Linked DNA regions of Homo sapiens: region 1 is linked to region 2. Evidence: read pairs that join two places in POLR2A ChIA-PET (ENCODE). Cell type or tissue: PC-3. All regions are shown on one strand. Links, peaks and the distances in the headings refer to the core of each region. The heading gives the core; the rest is flanking DNA. Region 1 has its middle 6.4 kb from the start of LINC01526. Region 2 has its middle 330 kb from the start of BCKDHB.

The links. Peaks named below come from ENCODE experiments on the same cell type or tissue, not always from the same donor. Only the 100,000 strongest peaks of a DNase experiment are listed, where the experiment ranks them.
Region 1: POLR2A ChIA-PET joins it to region 2 with 6 read pairs; 1 of 35 experiments calls an interaction of 5 or more read pairs at or near these places.

What each region holds. Positions count from the first base shown.
Region 1 is chr6:81,803,206-81,812,374 of GRCh38, reverse strand. No RefSeq gene overlaps it. Among named protein-coding and RNA genes, the nearest start is that of LINC01526, 6.4 kb to the left of the region's middle. In PC-3, for the core only: no CTCF peak of the experiment used is centred there; DNase peaks (open chromatin) are centred at 5,054 and 5,384; H3K4me3 peaks cover 649 bases; H3K27ac peaks cover 1,789 bases.
Region 2 is chr6:80,434,320-80,443,488 of GRCh38, reverse strand. It overlaps a transcript of BCKDHB not described here. Among named protein-coding and RNA genes, the nearest start is that of BCKDHB, 330 kb to the right of the region's middle. RefSeq lists an enhancer at 3,951-5,150. In PC-3, for the core only: no CTCF peak of the experiment used is centred there; DNase peaks (open chromatin) are centred at 3,218 and 4,548; H3K27ac peaks cover 3,257 bases.

The DNA of each region.
Region 1 (9,169 bases), core at 752-8,751, 1.4 Mb before region 2:
GCGATAAGTCTGGAGGCATAGATGATGTAGGGATTTGTAAATTGGGTTAAATATTTTGTAGTTTCCTTATTGGGGGCCCTTGAAACGTTCTGTACTGCGGAGATACAGGTTCAGAGAAGCATTTGCAAAAAATAGCAAGGGCTGCAAGTAAATTCAAGGGGACTAAGAATTAGGAGACTATTGGAGACAAAGATTGGAGTTGTGAAAAAACAAATGGGAAAATATTTTAGATATAGCATCTACAAGGCAGCTTAAGATGATACAATACCCCATTCTCTGTGTTGTTGCATTCCATGAGGGAATTAGATGTCACTGTACATGGCGCTTCCAGATTTTAAAATGTGTTATGAAAAAAGAGTATTTTAATATCTTCTTAGAGTGTACAATTTATCACTTCTTAGCCTTGCTTTCCTTTTTAAATTAAACTGAACTTGGCTCTTAAACAAAGAACGGGAGTAGGGAGCCAATGGTAATTAAAAATAAACTGGATTTCTCCTTTTGATCAACACTGGTTTCTGATGTAAGTGTTCTGCAAACACAAAAAATGTTTTATATCCAACAAACAGTTAGAGGTTTTAAGTCAGCTGGAAGCAAAAACAAAAAAAAATTAATATTAATATATCTCATCTTTTTCTTTACTCTGTTGCTTTGTGCATATCTCTGCATGTGTTCATTATAATTTGAGATCTTAAAAGTTGTTAAATCAATTGACGCCTGAAAGTTACAATGTAGTGGAACTTCTAGGGGCTGTACATCACATTTCACGCATAGATTACTGTTCAGGGTCCACTAAACTTCCCGGCATTCAATGCCTTTTCCAGTGAAATCTTAGAGGAGTTCGTGGAGTGCCCTGTGTAGCCATTTTTAGGTTGGCCATGTTACAATATGCCTAGCACAGTCCTAATTTATGCCTGTAACCCTGGCCTAGTTTTAACCTTGCTCCTGTCATTTTCAAAAGTTTCCTGATGTAGACTATGAATCATTTGATCATCCTAGCTGTGAAGGATAGAACAAATGCTTGTGTTGTGAATGGGCCAAGGTTCTCTAAGAAAAAACAGTTCACTTTTCCCTTCCTTCATCACTTTCTGAGTAACTGAGCTGTGTGAGGCAGGATCATGGGCTTCAGGGAGTTGGGATTGGGAATGGCCAAAGGAAAGGAAATTGGGGTAGCAGGGGAAGATTAGAGTTCTAAGACTAGATTTCTCAAAAGTTATTCATACATGATAGGAGTTATAAGAGAGCAAATGAAGTTTATTATTAATAATATACCAGTGGATCTGGGCAAAAATATTGAAACAGGACATTCACTTGTGCTGAGAACCAATCTTAACATCTCACTGGCAAACTGAGTTAGAAACTGCCTAAAATTCCAGCATATCAATGATGAAAATCAGGTCAGGCATGGTGCTCATGTCTGTAATCCCAGAACTTTGGAAAGCTGAGTCAGGAGGATCACTTGAGGCCAGGAGTTGGAGAGTAGCCTGGGCAACATAGCGAGACCCTGCCTCTAAAGGAAAATTGGCAGAGCATGGCGGTGTGCACTATGTCTCAGCTGCTCAAGAAGTTGAGGCGGGAGGACCACTTGAGCCCAGAAATTCTAAGGGGTCAATGACATTTCTGAAGGTGAGAAGTCCAGGGGATAGGAAAGCCAAGTTGGGTGGAAACCTAAGCAGGCAGGCAGCATAGGGAGAGGAAGGAACTGGCCTCAGCATCAGTGAGCTGGCTTTTATTCTCATGACTTATCCTCTGGAGCTAATGACTCCAGCAATCTTAAACAAGTGGACTAATCTCTCCGCGCCTTGATTTTCTGATCTGGGAAATGAGAAGAATCAAGCTTTATTTCACTATATCTCTGACAAAGATACTGTTTTACTTTATAACTGGAAATCTTATTTCAGTATTTTTTTTTCTAGCCAGAAGCTTCTGAAAGAGAAGGAGCAAATCTGTGTCCCTCAATTATTTATGGAGCATTTTCTTAGACTAGGTTACCCCTGGCTAGACTGAAACTTACTACTGCTTGTCGAAAAGAAACCTTAAAATTGTGTTTTATGTATTTTCGCCTTAAAATCCGTTTAGATTCAGATGACGTATGTACTATACAAATAATGACATTGATTTTATTTTTATTTTATTTTTAGAGATAGGGTCTCACTCTTTTGCACAGTTTAGAGTGCAGTGTTGTGATCATAGCTTACTGCAGCTTCAAACCCCTGGGCTCAACTGATGCTCCCACCTCAGCTTCCTGAGTAGCTTTGACTCCAGGTACACAGCACCATGTCCAGCTATTTTTTTTTTTTTGAGACAGGGTCTTACTATGTTGCCCAGGCTGCTTTCCAGCTCCTGGCCTCAAGTGATCCTCCCACCTCAGCCTCCCAAAGTGCTGGGACTATAGGCATGAACCACCATGACTTAGTTGGTTTTGATTTTTGTGGCTTCACAGATTCATCCATAAGAGAAAAAAAGAATCCTATTGAACCCTTGAAAGTAGAAATCTAAATTCATTTTTTGTTACATAAACACAGACTTAACATTTGAGGAACTAACTGGTCTCAAATGCTAGAAGTCAGCAAAACAAGAAAAATGTTGTTTATATTAAAAAGGAAAGCATAACGAGTTTCTGAAATCTGATAAAAGATGTCAATACTGATAGCCCAAAATTGGAGAATTCTTAGAAATGCAAACTAAGTAAATATTCTTTTTAACTCCATTTTCTAAGGCACTAGATCTTTTTATTCCTCTCCCCGCTCATACTCCACAATATAGTGTCTTATGAACAAGAGCCTTGCTTCTCAAATGGGGTTCTAAAATTGTCCAGCAGCATGGATATTAACTGCGAGCTTGTTAGAAACACAGTCTCTTCAGGGCTTACTCCAGAGCTACTGGGTCAGAATCCGCATTTTAACAAACTCTCCTAGTGATTTTCATGCAGTCAGGTTTGAGGAGTACTGCACTGGAGAACATTTGGCTATAAATAGAAGAGATCATAAAAACAACCTTGTCAAATAGAGAAGTAAGTGAAATTAAACTGCCTTGTGCTTGCCACTAAAAGGGGAAATTGTATTAATCCTCTGAGGGTCCGTTTCTTTTTCTCCTGTGTATGCACTGATATCTATTTCCATCTTTCTTTGCCACTTGCTTATAATATCTTTCTCTTTTATATTATATATGATGCTTACATGTAATTATGCTTAAACTGTATAATTGCTATCACTTTGCAAAATTTCAAACTTCCTCTAATATTACTTCACTCTGAAGCCTAGGATATGCTGTGTTTACACAGCCTCTATCTGTTTCCTTTTCTCTGAGACTCCTTCCCCCATTAAAGCAGACATAATACGAAATAGAAGAATGGTTTGGCTTGGGAATGTACTGATTCTGGGAGTGCAGCCATGGAGCAGTGCCAGCCAGAATTGGATGAATGATACGAGGGGTACAGTGAGACCTGGGATCTTCATTATCAAAAGGAGGGGCATATTTTAGTTATGGGCAATACAAAATTTTGCTGCGACATAAACCATAGCTGATGAGAATGTTTGTTTTAATCTGCTTTGAGGGCTGAAATATGACATTCTCTTGGTTGTTAATGCTTTCCGGAAGAATCATAAATGGAAGGAGAGGCTTAGAAATTTCTTTTTCTTTTCTACTACATTTCCAATGATACCTTATAAAGCTTCTTCCCCATTAAAATTCAAATAAAGAATATAAACCCATCTTGATTAAAACAAAAGAGATGAAGTAATACAGTTATAGAGTGAAAAGAACAAAAGCTTTAGAATCAGACAGACTTACTGGAGTTGACATCCCATATCTGTCACTTTACAAACTGTAAACTGTATCAAATTCTTGACCTCTTTGAGCCTCAGATTTCTCATCTGTGAAATGGAGATTGTGATACTTATTTTGAAGAATTGTTTTAGAGAATTAAAAGAGATAATGTATTAGAGACCCTAGAATAGGAACTGATAATTAATCACTCAACTAATATTCATTATCTTCCTTTCTTCCTATTCTGAATCAGCGGGCAGGATTATTTTAATATGACTGGCTAAAAAACCATTGAGAGATAGTCATTGCTGTGATTGAAAGCCAAATTGGTAAATGTGATCTCCACACAGAAATGTTATAAACAGATGCATGAGTATTGTTTGTGCAGGTTACACTGCTGTGCTGAGGGAATAGGGCTGATTAATTTGAATAAACGTAAAGATTGGTATGGTTCTACAATTCTTCTGCAATCTGCAAAAGGAAGGAAAGAACCATAGAAATCCTCAAATGTTTTCCAATATTTAGGCGGGACCCTTCCTTTCTACTGTTTCACTTTTGAAGACTATGCAGAAAGTATTTTTAAAAGGAAAACATTACTGAAATGCATACATGAATATAACTTTTCTATAAAAGTCATTGTTGTCTCATATATTGAGGCATTAGTTTAACATTTAACTATTTATTGTGCCAGAGTACTGAGTTAGGTGTTAGGGATACATGAGTCAACAAAAAGGCCAGTTAATAAATAAATATAATTGCAAATGTTGGTAAGGGGCCAAAGAAGAAAAAGGAGGTTATCACAACGTAGTTCCTTCCTATAACCTTAGTGTTTCTATCTGGAATAAAGTAGCCCTTTTTTGCCCCCTTTTTCTCTTTACGCAAGTTGAGCTTGGGTCCATATATCTCTCATACTTTGTAAAACCACAGCTTTTAAGACATATTTTTCTTGGTGTTTGGGATTAAATTTCATTCAGCTTCCTTAATTCCACTAAATCTCTTTTTAATTTTTCTTCTACAACCTGATTCTAATTGCAAATTTGCATTATATGGGATTTTTTTTTATGAGAAAAGAGAAACTGAGACTAAATTCTAGCTACTTTATCCTTGTCTCAGTAGGTCTACTAAATTGTTCATATTCAGAAAATGGGAGAGCAGGACCATAATCCAGGGACAAAGAAGATTTTGTTTGTCGGTTTACAGCTGGGCCGGCCCCATTCACAGGCAGTTTGTTTAACCAAGGTAAATAGGATTTCAGCTGGATCCTGAAGTGAGCATACGTAGATGGGAGAAAACGTTGTGGTAGATGATGACTCAAATTGCCAATGCCTCTCTATATCCATATCCTTTGACTTCCCAGACTCCCATTAAGAGGTGGAAGTTATTTTCCCACCTCTGAATCTGAGCTGTATTTGTGACTTGTTTTAGTCAACAATTAGGAGCAAGTGAGTTTTATGCCACTTCTAAGCCCAGGCTCCAAGAGGCCTTGTGTTAATCTTGCCCATAACTATGAAAATGAGCTGAGGTATCCCGTTGGCAGGTGGATACATGTGGCTCGATTACCTCTATCACCCCAGACAACAACCTGACTGTTGCCAGACATACGAGCAAAGCCATCCTAGACCAGCTAGTTGATTGTGAATGCATGAGTAAACCCAGTCAAACCTGTTTCAGATGAGCAGGACTACATAGCTGAACCATAAATTCAGAGCAATAAAAAATATTCTCAGTTTTAAGCTTCTGATTTTGAGGCTATTTGTTTTGCAGCAATAACTGATTATAAATATTTGCTACTTGAACGATTCCATGGTTTTCTAAGGTGATGTCCATTTTTCCTTTTCACCATCTCATTTTTGTATGAATTCCACCCTTAGCAAAGTTATTTTATCCTTTGATTGGTAAGAAAATCCAAAGGCAGACGTGTGCAGTGAATGTTTCATAATAAAGCTTTTAGGAAAAAAGCATGTGTATGTGTACAGATATGTATATGTACGTGTGCATATATATACATACTTGTTATACATTTTACATATAAAGTTTATAAATGTAATATAATAAAGCATAACACAAATTTATAAGTAGTAAAATATATAATACCCTTTTGTAAATTCCACGTATCCAATTGATTCTTACAGTATACTTTTGTTATTTTTTGTAGAACTCTTGTATGCATAACCAACTTATGGTTGCAATGCTACCATGATTTCACAAATGATTAGACCCCAATCTGCTACCTCTTTTTCCAATAAATTTGTTGCCATTAAATCCTATAAGTGATTTATTGTTGAGCTATTGCTAACGCTTGTACAAAGTTACGTTCATTAAATTGAAATAGCTTTTGGCTTTAATATTAAGCACAACACACTGTTAAGTTTAATTAGCATTATTAACATTTTCTCCATCATTTTCTTTAGTCTAAACAATCAACAGAATACTAAACCAAGTCCTGATTTGTAGTGTTGGCTCCTTTCTTTCATGAAGCATTGCCATCATGACCATTTTCAAGCTACTAGGGTGACGTCACCGAACACAGAGTGGGGAAGAGAAGCACAGTAGTACACCATCATACAGTATTTCTGCCATGCTGATACGATTGAGTTAAATAGCCTCAAAAACCTAAGTAATATAAAATATAGTAAAATAATTAGAAAGTGATGAGTTTGGGGTGCTTATAACCCTTATTTTTAATATAATTTATTGAATTATAAGTTCATATAATTTTTAATGATGGGCATGTCCAACAATTGGCTTGTTAAATTTCTAAAAGTAATAAAATGACATTCTGGGATGGATGATTAAAAAATAATAAAAATATTAACAATCAAATAAGTTGGCCTTGGCATACCCCTGCTGAAGGACATTGGAAACACCCAATGGTTCTAGGTATATTAATAACTCCCATGCATCGAATGCTCACTAAATCCCAGATACTGTTTTAAGTACTTTAGTGAGGTGATCTGCAGGAGTTGACAGGGAAAATGGAAATCTAGATGACATGAGCTTACATACAAAAGCGATATTCAGTGTTGATGGTGGAACAGTGGTATGGAAACACCTTGGTGATACCAAGATTTCAATGTTTAGAAACTGAATGTGGAACAGAATCTGTAACCTCCTCCAGAGAGTTCCCAAAGGAAATAATATCAATCGCAACAAATTTGACCTTCCATTGGAAGCAGTTTCAGAATTCTACATAGATGGATTTAATGGCAACAATATGGCTGGAAGATAAATTATGGACTCATCTGGAAGCTGAATTTGCATCACAAGTAATGTTTTTACTTCATACATGTTTTGGGTCAATAAAAATAGTGAGTTTCTAATGTAGTTTATGTTCATGCTGCTTGAGTTTGAGAAAGGATCAACTTTCTAGAGATTATTATACTATTACATTGGTGTAGCTATAGGATCACTGATAGAAATTCCAGGGGCCAGCCACTCATCTCTATCAACCCCTTGGTGTCACTGGAATCAAAGTATGATTGCCTTCATCATTGTAGGTGTGTGATAGGACTAAGAAAACAGTGTCAGTGACATAAACTGATGGCCACATTAGGTGTCTCCTTTCCATTTTCATAGTCTTGGTTTCCTGTGACTGAATCTTCCCAAAGTCTTTTGTGAAGCCAAAAGTTACCCAAGGCAGTGCAATGGGCATGCTTTAGCATCCATAAACTTGGCCTCTTGAATTGTTTTCAGCTTTGTTGCACATCTCATCTTCTTTTAGTCTCATTTTCTTTCTCAATAATACTTTCAGTTGGTGTTGGGAAAAAAAATGGTGACAAAGATGCTCAGGAAACTCCAGAACACCTGACACTATGATTCATTCCCAAGTTTTAGATTGTTTTTTTGAGTGGCCTCAGGGGGCATGATTATCCACAAGTGACAGGTACCAATGAGTGTTGTCTGGTGTGGGGAAATGTGTTAGCATATTACATTTAAAAACTCTTCAAATTAATTTATGTATCACTGTTGTGCGTGACTGAAATAGGACTCAACAGTGGGATGTAGGAAATTTGGAAGATTAATCAACATATAATTTTTGAGCTCCTACCACAGGAAGGACATTTAGTAAGTGTTGTGATGAATAAAAAGCTATGTAACATATGTAACACCATTATACCTGCTTTTAGAAATGTTGCAGATTAATTGGGGAGAAAAGATGTGATTATGTGAAAAATCAGAAATAATAAAAGATTAGATAAAGGAGCAGGGTATGGGTTATTTGTACATAAAGTACACAAAGATAATTTGGCACCAGGGTGAATGTAAGAAAGTTTGAAATTTATCCTGTAGGCAATGGGCAGCCATTGAAAAGTTAATGTCTAGAAATGTGGAAGTCAGCTAATGCAGATAAGGCTAGCAGTAGAGTGACTGACAGGGTTGCCATGAAGATACTCTTGCAGAATATTCTGAATTTGATGTTTGACTCTCTCATTTATTAGTTGAATGACCTTTGTCAAGTTGCTCACATTTCTAAACCTCAGTTTCTCACTCCAACAAAAATAGATAATGATAACATTTTTCTCATCATAGCTTTGTGACAATTAAGTGAAATATATAGGCAAAATGCAGAGCACAGTGCCTGGGCCAGAGAGTTATAATAAAAATAATGATCATAATGATCATCATGGTTGACAGTAACTGTTTGGATCACATGATGGGAATGGTAATAAAACTGAATGGGAGGAAAAATGAAGAATGGACAAGATGAGTCCAGATGCAGGAAGCCAGAGAAGGCAGTGTAACAGTGGAGTCTCTGTTTAGAGCCTGAGAAAGCATATGATACCACTAAGGTTTATGGAAAATATGTCAAGCAAGAGAGAGGCAAGTGATTTTTCCATTGTCTCTGGGAAGGGCCGTGTGTTGTCCCCTAAATCAGGTCAGACACAGGCAAGGTCACATATAAATCTTGAAGACTACATTGGGGCGAGGCAAGTGGTGATGGGAGTAGTCAGCAGTGGCAATATGTCAGAGAGCTGGGGTGAGGCAGATCCCCTCATAGGCATCCTGATCAGTCCTGGAAGGTCAGGGGTGTGGTGCCAGCATGAAGGCAACAGAATGATTTAGGCTGCAAACAAAGTGTTATGGATGTCAAGCAGCAGCTGAGCTTTCACTGACAGGTAAAAGTAAAGTTTTAATGAAAGACGCTTTTCCAGGGGAACTAAAAAATTGGAACTCAAGGGAATAAGGTAAAGGAAGATTGTGCATTGGAAGATGTGATGAAATGATGAGTAAGGAGCGAGAAAGAGAAATAAGATAGAAAAACAGATACTAGAATTAAGCATTAAAATAGGAACCGACTCATTGGGAGAAAAGCATGAATCTAGAGCTGGAACTGGAATAGAACACAGAGCAAGACCAGCCATTGTAAACTAAAGGCTCCTCTTTTCCTTTTTAAAAATTGTAT
Region 2 (9,169 bases), core at 432-8,431:
TCCTTAACATATTGGCTTTTCATCCTCATGTTTCTTGCCCCATGGACAATGGATGTATGCTTCACTCATGTGTTCACATTCAAGGAAAAAAGAGAGTCAGGGATGGTCCCAGCCATATTCCTACTTTATCAAGACACAAAATTATTACACAAAGGACCCCCGCCCACCACCCAGCAAATTCCACTTTATCTTATTGATCAATACTTAGCCAAATATCCATCCTACTCTATAAGGAAGATATATTAATAGAAAGAGAGTATCTGTTTTTTTTCAGCCTCCCTACTGGCAAGGAGAAGGAAATTGGCAATGGATGTTGGTGTCTTTCTTGGTGCTCTTGAGGAGGTGGGAAAAGGGATGCTTAGAGCCATATGATGGCCTTGACAGTGCCCTTTGTCTGGCTGACTTTTGCTGATTTCATCAGCCTTTCTGGATGACTTAGGCTCATCTTGACCCTGAACAGGCTTCAGACCCCAGCCACACACTGATATCTCTGTCATCCACTGCCCAGATGGCACAGCCTAATGCCTTTACTGTGGAGTTGCTCATTCCCACTACAATAGCTGCTCATTTCCACATTACACAGAAGGAGGTGCTGAGATGCACCTTCTTCTGCCTAATCACACTCTGCTATCATGTTTATTTGTAATATGGATCTACCACTCAATTGATCTGGAGACAGCCTGCAAGTTATATCCTTTTAGAATAAGACAAAAGCTTCCTGGTTCTTGGAATTCCATATTTTGTCCAGTATCCCAAAGATACTCTCCCCTCACTAGCTTAGCCTTGAGTGTGTTAATGGGGAGGGCAGTGAGGGGACTCTGATATCTTCTTTCCTCAACCTCTTTCTCTCTTCTCTATCCTCTCACTCTCAAATGCCCCTCTGTAATCATTTTCTTCTTTCCTCCAGGTCACATTCTTCATCTTCCAAATTCCATTCTCATGGCTAAGCTTAAATACTAGTCAGATGGTCTCTTCTATACATGTGGTGTTTTAACTATACAGTTGATATATATACATATCACATACACATATACAGGTATGTTCACAACTATACACATATATTAGCAACTATTAAAGAAACAAAAAACTGATATGATAATTTAGTATACTGTTGTATAATTTGATTGTGAAATAGGATGGTCTACTATAATATAAGTATTATATGGTCTACATGTGAATAAAAGTGTTTCAGAAGTTTTGAACATGAAATTGTACTAAATATTCAAACTATATTAGCCAAGTATAATTTAACTGTGATGATCTAAAAGACCCTGTAGGCTCTTTTCTCATCCAAGATTATCATTACGAACACTAACTGTCATTGTGTGGTATATCTGTGAATACATTATTTAGTTGATGTTTTAGATTGACTGAATTGAAGATAAGTTAACTATACAGTTTCGCACACTTATTTTTGAGTAAATAAGTTTTAATATTAAGGTTAGCTGTCTTTTTCTCAGGGACATTTCCCTGACATATCCAACTAAATTATATTTTTCATTTATATGCTCTTATTGCACGCTATATTTGTTCTTTGTATCATTAATCATATTGTAATTGAATAATTGTTTATGTAACTGTTTAATATTAAGCTCTCCTATTCCACTGTAAATGCCACAACTGTAGGGACTTTATATGTCTACTTCAGCATTTATTCCTATCATCTAAATGCAGTGCCTGGCACTTAGTAGCTATTTGGTATATATTTTTTGGCTGGATAAATAAGAGGTCAAATAGGTTAAGAACTGAGAAATGTCACTTGAATTTAATAACAAACATGATGACAGCAATTTCAATGAATTAATGGGAAAGACATGAGACCACAGATAGGTAAACACTGCAAAAAAGCACTGAGGAACCAGAAGGAAAACCAAAGCCAAAGTTACTAACTTTATCTAAAATGACAAAATCTTTGTCTGTTTATTATATGTTATTTTAATTAAAAAATTAAATCTAAAGTGTCAGGCAAAAAATTACTAAATTATTTTTATTAAATTGACCATTAACATGTCTCTGAGAATCAACACAGAGAAGACCTTTATAAGTGGCAGGTTCTCTTGTGATATTAACCTCTTTCAGTTTTGCTTGCACACTTGTTTTGAGCTCTCCAGAGTTTGGCAGCCAAGAGGACATACATACACATAACAGAATAAGGCAATATGTTCAATTTGGTTACTATGAACAAATTGAAGATGTGCCATAGAAACTGTCATTTGGATATTTGAATAAAACTCCCACTTAAAATTGGGTTAAGATTTTTCTTTCAGGATGCTATATGCACATTTTATTTTCTTTCTGTCCTGACAGAAAGGACACTTCTTTGTATGTTTCTTCTCTGCCTTTAAAGGTGATTTTATTATTTTAAGTGTCTGTTTTAACCATCATGTGAAGTTAAAGACAAGAATGGAATGACCTTTAGTTTCAGAGCCATAAATATTTCAAAAGAAATAGACCTTTTGAGCTCAGGAAAGGTGTGTCAGATGAACAGGTGTCACTGTAGGTTAATGAGTTGGCTTTCACCACCAGCCACCTGGACTGTAATTTGGGTTGGGTCACACATGTGCATGAAGTTGGCCAATTTAATCCTGGCTCTCTTGGAACTGTCTCCATATTAGAAAGCCATCAAACAAAGAGTCCACTCCGAACCTTATCATCAGTCTCCTAAAGAAAGATTGGGATTGAAATGGCAAGAAAATTAAAGCCCAGGTCCTTCGGCAGGCAGTTGGCAGGCGCACAGTTTTCTCTCCATACAGTGCTTCTCATTAACCAGCTAATGAGTCCTTAGCGATGACTGAGTGACTCAACTGAAAGCAGAACAATGATAAGTGAAAGGGAGTTGTAGAGACACACGTTCAGAAAAAAAAAAAAAAATGTACCAAGCTAAAAACAGAAGTAAATTACATCTTTAGTTAACAAACATGGGCATGTGGGGTGTTTATGAGCAGAGAAGAGACTGATCAGTGTAATCTAAGAACGGCACAGGATTGAGGTATGAACAACTTCTCTAAAAAACCAACAGAATTTAAATCCATCAGGGATCTTGCAAAAGGCATATGGTAAAGAAGCTGTCCATCCATTCTCTTCCTGTGATTCTTTTTATGTGACATTCACTTATTATTTATGACTGTGCTTAAGGAAGCCATCTGGTAAAGTTAGTCATAAACTACCTGCTCCTCTCTGTTTTTTTGTTGAGTACTTAGTCATTGTATTACCTTTTACACAGTCCTTGGCTCATGCATACATTTCACAGACTACCTTCTTTATGAGGTCAGAATGAAGCAGGCCACAGGCTGAAGTCCTGAAGTTACCTTTATTGGTATTTAATTGTGGGCTCCCATCTCATCTAACATCCTGCTGCCAGGTGTGGCAGAGAGTGACAGCACCTCAGAAGCACATCTCTACCAGTAAATCTTGATCACATTTATGCATCTTATATTTCTGTCATTACTGTATTTCCAAAGTGTCCTTTTCACATGGCCATTTTATTGCTCCTTTTGAGTTCCAAAGTTCTCTGACTTCATCTCTCAGTGCCAAAAAAGGCATTATACTATTCTGTTGGTCTTATCATCTTCCAGAAAACAATAATGGCTTTGTTGTATGCCTTTAGTTAAATGTGTTCATTGTGCCAGCAAGACAGGAGTTAGGCATGTCTTCTAGTACAGACTTAAGTCTAACTAGAGAGGGTTTTGGCCTCCTCTATTCTCTATCCCAGGCCCAGCTTTAGAATTGATTTCCCCTGCTGTAGAGCATACATTTGGTGCATTTTATTTCTAGACATTAAATTCTTCTTAGGCTTACTTGTGTATACTTTCAAAATGTTAAGTAGTTACAAATTTGTTTTTGTTTAGCCCTTTAAAAAGTGGCCCAGGATTAAAGTAATGAGATGAAACTAATACAAACTGAAGGAAATATGACAATTTGAGGTATCTTGGGAACTTCGTTTTAAGTCATTGCAATATTTATAGAATATTTCCACAGATAAGAAGAAATGCTTACTTACTTCAGATGACCTAGGATGGACCAAATAGTTGTAAACACTTTAAAAAATATTATTGGAAGAAAATTTCTATGTAATTTAAAGCTCATATATATAAACATTGCCTTTTGAATATGTCAATTTCTATCTTCTCCTGGATTTGCCTTTATGAAATGCCATCTTTTTTATTTAGTTCAGTTATTTGAATATTACTATGACATTGGGGGCAGTAGTAAATGCGACTGAGTTCCACCAAAATCTGTTCTTCCCTTTTGCCATGAAAATAAAATTGTGATTGAGTCGAAACCTCTGAACTAGGTTGTATTTCTCAGCCTCTCTAGCAGTTAGATGGACAAGTTCTGGTTAATAGAATGTGAGCAGAAGTGATGTGTCTGGGTCTGGAAATTAAAACATTCAGCAAAACTCATTAAGATGTTTTCTGTATGTGGCAGGGGTCCAGCTTCATTTGTATCCCAGAGGATGAGGGAGCAATTAGGTTGCAGGAATCTATCTCTGAATGACTGCATATAGCTGATCTGTCCCACCCGTCTGAGTTATTCAGATGGAATCTGTCTCTGAATGACTGCATATAGCTGATCTGTCCCACCCATCTGAGCTATTTACTTCCGCTCTGTTACACAAGAAAGACACTCATTTCTGCATTTGTTAAGCCACTGTATTTTGGATCCTTTTTGTTATAGGAGCTCATCCTCAAATACAACAAACACAGATGTAACCCCATTTAATCAGAAAATGATATGTGTTTGTTATGCTAAAGTTCATGTGTGCTTTTAAATTTTCAGTAGCAAATAGGCTTTGAAAATGTTACTTCTCTAATTGGAGCTAGAAACACAAGTGTATATTTTAATTTTTTTCATTTATATGTAATATAAATATTTCTCATTTACTATCAAGTGCTGATGAGGGTATGAGGAATCTTGGAATTTCATAGTGTGAAATGTAATTGTTATGGTCTTTTTGGAGTTATTTAGTGGTATCTTTTGAAAACAAAAAATTGTATCACTTTTTGGTTCTACTTAGTGAAATCTGTCTTACAGAAATATTTGTACACATGTAAAAACATGCATGTAAAAAGACATGAATTTCAAATACATTTTTGTAATAGAAAAAATAGAAACAATGTAAACACCTATCAATACAGTGATGGCTACATAAATTATGAAAAGTCTATGCTATGAGATCCTTGTTAAGAAAGATGAGGAATGTTCTGATATGAGAAAATAACTAGGATGTAGTAAGAACAAAAATACGTTGCAGAACAGTGTGCAAATTATGACATCATTTAAGTACAACTGCCTGTGTGTATGCACTGTGTTTCCTAGTGTGTATGTGATCTGAGGAAGAAACCGAGGCTGAGATAATAGTGCAATTTGCCTTTGTATTCCTTCATTTTCTTCAGTATCCAACATATAATGGAAGCCAGATGTTGACCCAGATATAAAGAGTTTCATCCTTTCTATTATCCAGTGCGTAATAAGCGACATCCACATGAATAAATACATCTGCGAGATACACAGGACAGGCATAGGAAGACAGTGCACCAAGGTTATCTCTGGCAAGGAAAAGGGGATTTGCAGCATAGATTGGAACGTACAGCAGAACTATCACTTTTCAATTCAATATACTTCTCTGTCATTTGGATTTTTAAATATATCCCATGACTCCTTGACTCAAATATAGCATAACATTAAGAACCACAAAATATTTAGAGTGTTTGATGAAAATTTATGCACCATAGGAGCTTTTTCAGAGTGTCAGATGCTAATGTTACTGTGGGATTTATCATCTGAAAACCATGAGCATCAAAGAAATTAGTCTTAATCTAAAAGGAAGGCTCTGGATCAGAAAGAAATTTAAATAAAAATGGAAAATATTACTTATACTCTTTAAGCAACTTTTGGACTTTTTTTGTGAGAACACTGCAGCTTCCCTGTTGCTAAACTTGGGAATAATGAAGAAAGCCTCATGGGATGAGTGAGAGCTTCTAGGATGAAAGTAGTAACTATGGCTGGGAGATCATTGTTCCAAAGAGAATTGAAGCCAACACAAGGTTAAAATGCTGGCAAGCCCTCTAATTGTGACTTTTGAAAAATGAGGCTCTTTGCAAAAAAAAGGCAGCGGATACATGTTAAGATGTTAGATTTTCAAAGAATGCATACATGAGTAATCTTAAGATGAATGATAATGCTCTGAAGATTGTTTTCCAGAAATAAAAGTTAAAGTGTAATGATATCTTAAACTATTGTTTTAACCATGTAAGAATTTTTTTTTCTTTACTGAACTTTGTGGTGGTTTTAAAGATTTTATTCTGGGAAGTCTATAAGATGAACACTTCTGAGACAGCAGAATTCAAAAGTTTGGAAATTCATAATCAGTTATATTAAATTAAATACTATTTTAAATAGTCTTAAACACTAAGTTAATTAAAATAATGCCTAAATCTTCTTTTTCTCATCTAATAATATTATGGGTGAGTATATTAAAACAATTCTAAAAAACTAAAATAAAGCTTATACCTAGTGGTTATTCCACAGACTAATTTGGAAAATATCAGTGCTTGGCATGAATGATTCTGTTCTCCCAAAGCATTCAGTTGAGTAGTGACAATCAACCTGTAGTTTGGAATGTACCAGTACTTAAAAGGAAAACATATTCTTAGAAAAAGCAATCATGCTGTCAGGCATATATTCAACATATAATCATGGATCTCTACATGGATTTACGGAAAGAAGTGAAATAAACTGTAGATCTTCTTCAAAAGGGAAAGAGTATTAATCAAATATTTATAATATGAAAAGCACTATAAGTAATACTATCAAAATGCCTTGGAATCACAAAGAAAAGGCTTAAAAATTCCTCTAAATTCGCAGTGGTTTCACAGAGGAGGTGACACTTAAACCATTTTTAGGAATGTCTAGGATGATTTCTAAACATGGAAAGGGACAGGTGAAGTAAAAACAACAGTACATGCATCTAACATGCTTAAATACATGGGTAAATGCCATAGGGTAAAAACATGAGATTATAACAGGATAATATTTTGAAAATAAGAATTTTGGCCGGGCCCAGTAGGAGGCCAAGGCGGGTGGATCACGAGGTCAGGAGATGGAGACCATCCTGGCTAACACGGTGAAACCCCATCTCTACTAAAAATACAAAAGCAAAATTAGCCAGGTGTGGTGGCGGTCACCTGTAGTCCCAGCTACTCCGGAGGCTGAGACGGGAGAATGGCGTGAACCCGGGGGGCAGAGCTTGCAGTGAGCCAAGATCGCGCCACTGCACTCCACTCCAGCCTGGGCAGCAGAGCGAGACTCCGCCAAAAAAAAAAAAAAAAAAAAAAAAAAGAAAAGAATTTTTCAGAAAGAATACAAACAAAGTTAATATTAGGTTTTGGGCATATAAAATAGGATCTTGCCAACAGACAATAGATTTGAGAGAATAAAAACTATAACTTCTTTTAATTTTCATTTAACATCAAGCGCTGGGCCTGAGAGATGTTGTAGTTTTTTCTCACAATGTCAACCTCCGCCTCCTGGCTTCAAGCGATTCTCCCACCTCAGCCTCCTGAGCAGCTGGGATTACAGGCATGCGCCACTACAGCCAGCTAATCTTTTGTATTTTTAGTAGAGACGGGTTTTTACCACGTTGGTCAGGCTGGTCTCGAACTCTGGACCTCGTGATCCACCCACCTCGGCCTTCCAAAGTGCTGGGATTACAGGCATGAGCCACTGTGCCTGGCTGAAAAGTCTCTTATGACCTAGGTTCAGAACTCACACACGTTTCACTTCAGCTTCAGTATATATACCAAAATGAGTCACAGTGTCAGCCCAGGTTTAATGAGTGAAGAAATGAACTTTATGTCTTAATGGAAGAGGCTGCAAGTTTGCATTGCAAGATCTTGAAAAAAAGTGGAATAATTTGTGGTAATTTTCACAATCTACCACAATGAAGTAGTGTTATTTCTCCCTATTTTATACATGACAAACTAAGACTAGAATGTTGCACAGTGACTAGAACAAAGTAGACATTCAATAAACATTATAAAATAAAATAATAAAGTTATGAATGAGTTGAATGATTTAATTAGTACATATATAGATAGAGCTATGATTTGGTCCTGGATTGTCTGTCTCCATGTCCTGATTCTTTCCCATTACTTTACATTGGCTCCTAAATATAAATTTAAACAACAAATAAGAGTTAACAAATAACATGACAAATTTCAGTAAAATCAAATTGTGCCCAGCTGTAGACTCCTGTTGCTGGCCATGATAGAGGTTCATGTGACGTAATTGTTTTAAGACATTGGCTAACAGACAGCACAGGACCATGATCCCTAGGATAGGGATAGATAAATAAATGAGATAAACTCTACAATTGCTCCAGTTTGCTGCCTAGAAATAGTTTTCAGTCTACAAAGCTAATTGGAGAAATCCAAACAGAGCCTGGCAGTCTTTCTAAGTTCGAGATTAGAATTAAAGAAAGCCAAGATAGCAAGAATTTGCAGAAAAGAGTGCTGAAGAAGAGAAGCTGCACAAAGAAAAAAACTCCAAAGATCTATGGAAAAACACCATTGAGTTTCTGGCTGATCACAGATCTATGACTGCATAAAAGGAAACTGCCCAAAGCCAGGGAAATAATCCCTGAAAAGCAGTAGGCTGAACAAGTCGTGGAGCTCAAATAGAGCTGGGCATGAACATATTTCCACCAGCCAGAGTAGAGAGATTTCATAATATATAGGAAATTGGGTAGAGTTCCCGAAGGTACTGCCTTAGGAGCAGAATGAAATTAGCTCAAGACAAGCAGCTTCTGTTGAAAACAAAGCCCTAAGAAAGCTGAAAAAGAATTCTACAAAGGGATTAAACTGGTTTCAAGTAAATTAATTAGACATCAAAACAAAATTTAACAACCTTTAATGAAATAAAAAACAGTATTTAATAAAAAAATTCACAATATCTAACATCCTATGAAAAATTACCATCATGCAAAACCCAGGAAAATATTTAATTAATAAACAGAAAAATCAATAAAAAGAAATAGACCTACATAGGACAGAGGTGATAAAATTAGCAGACAGGTACATTAAAACAGTATTATGAGTATTATTAAAATAATACTCTACTTTGTAGAGTATTATTTCAGTCTACTTTGTAGACTGAAAACTATTATTAA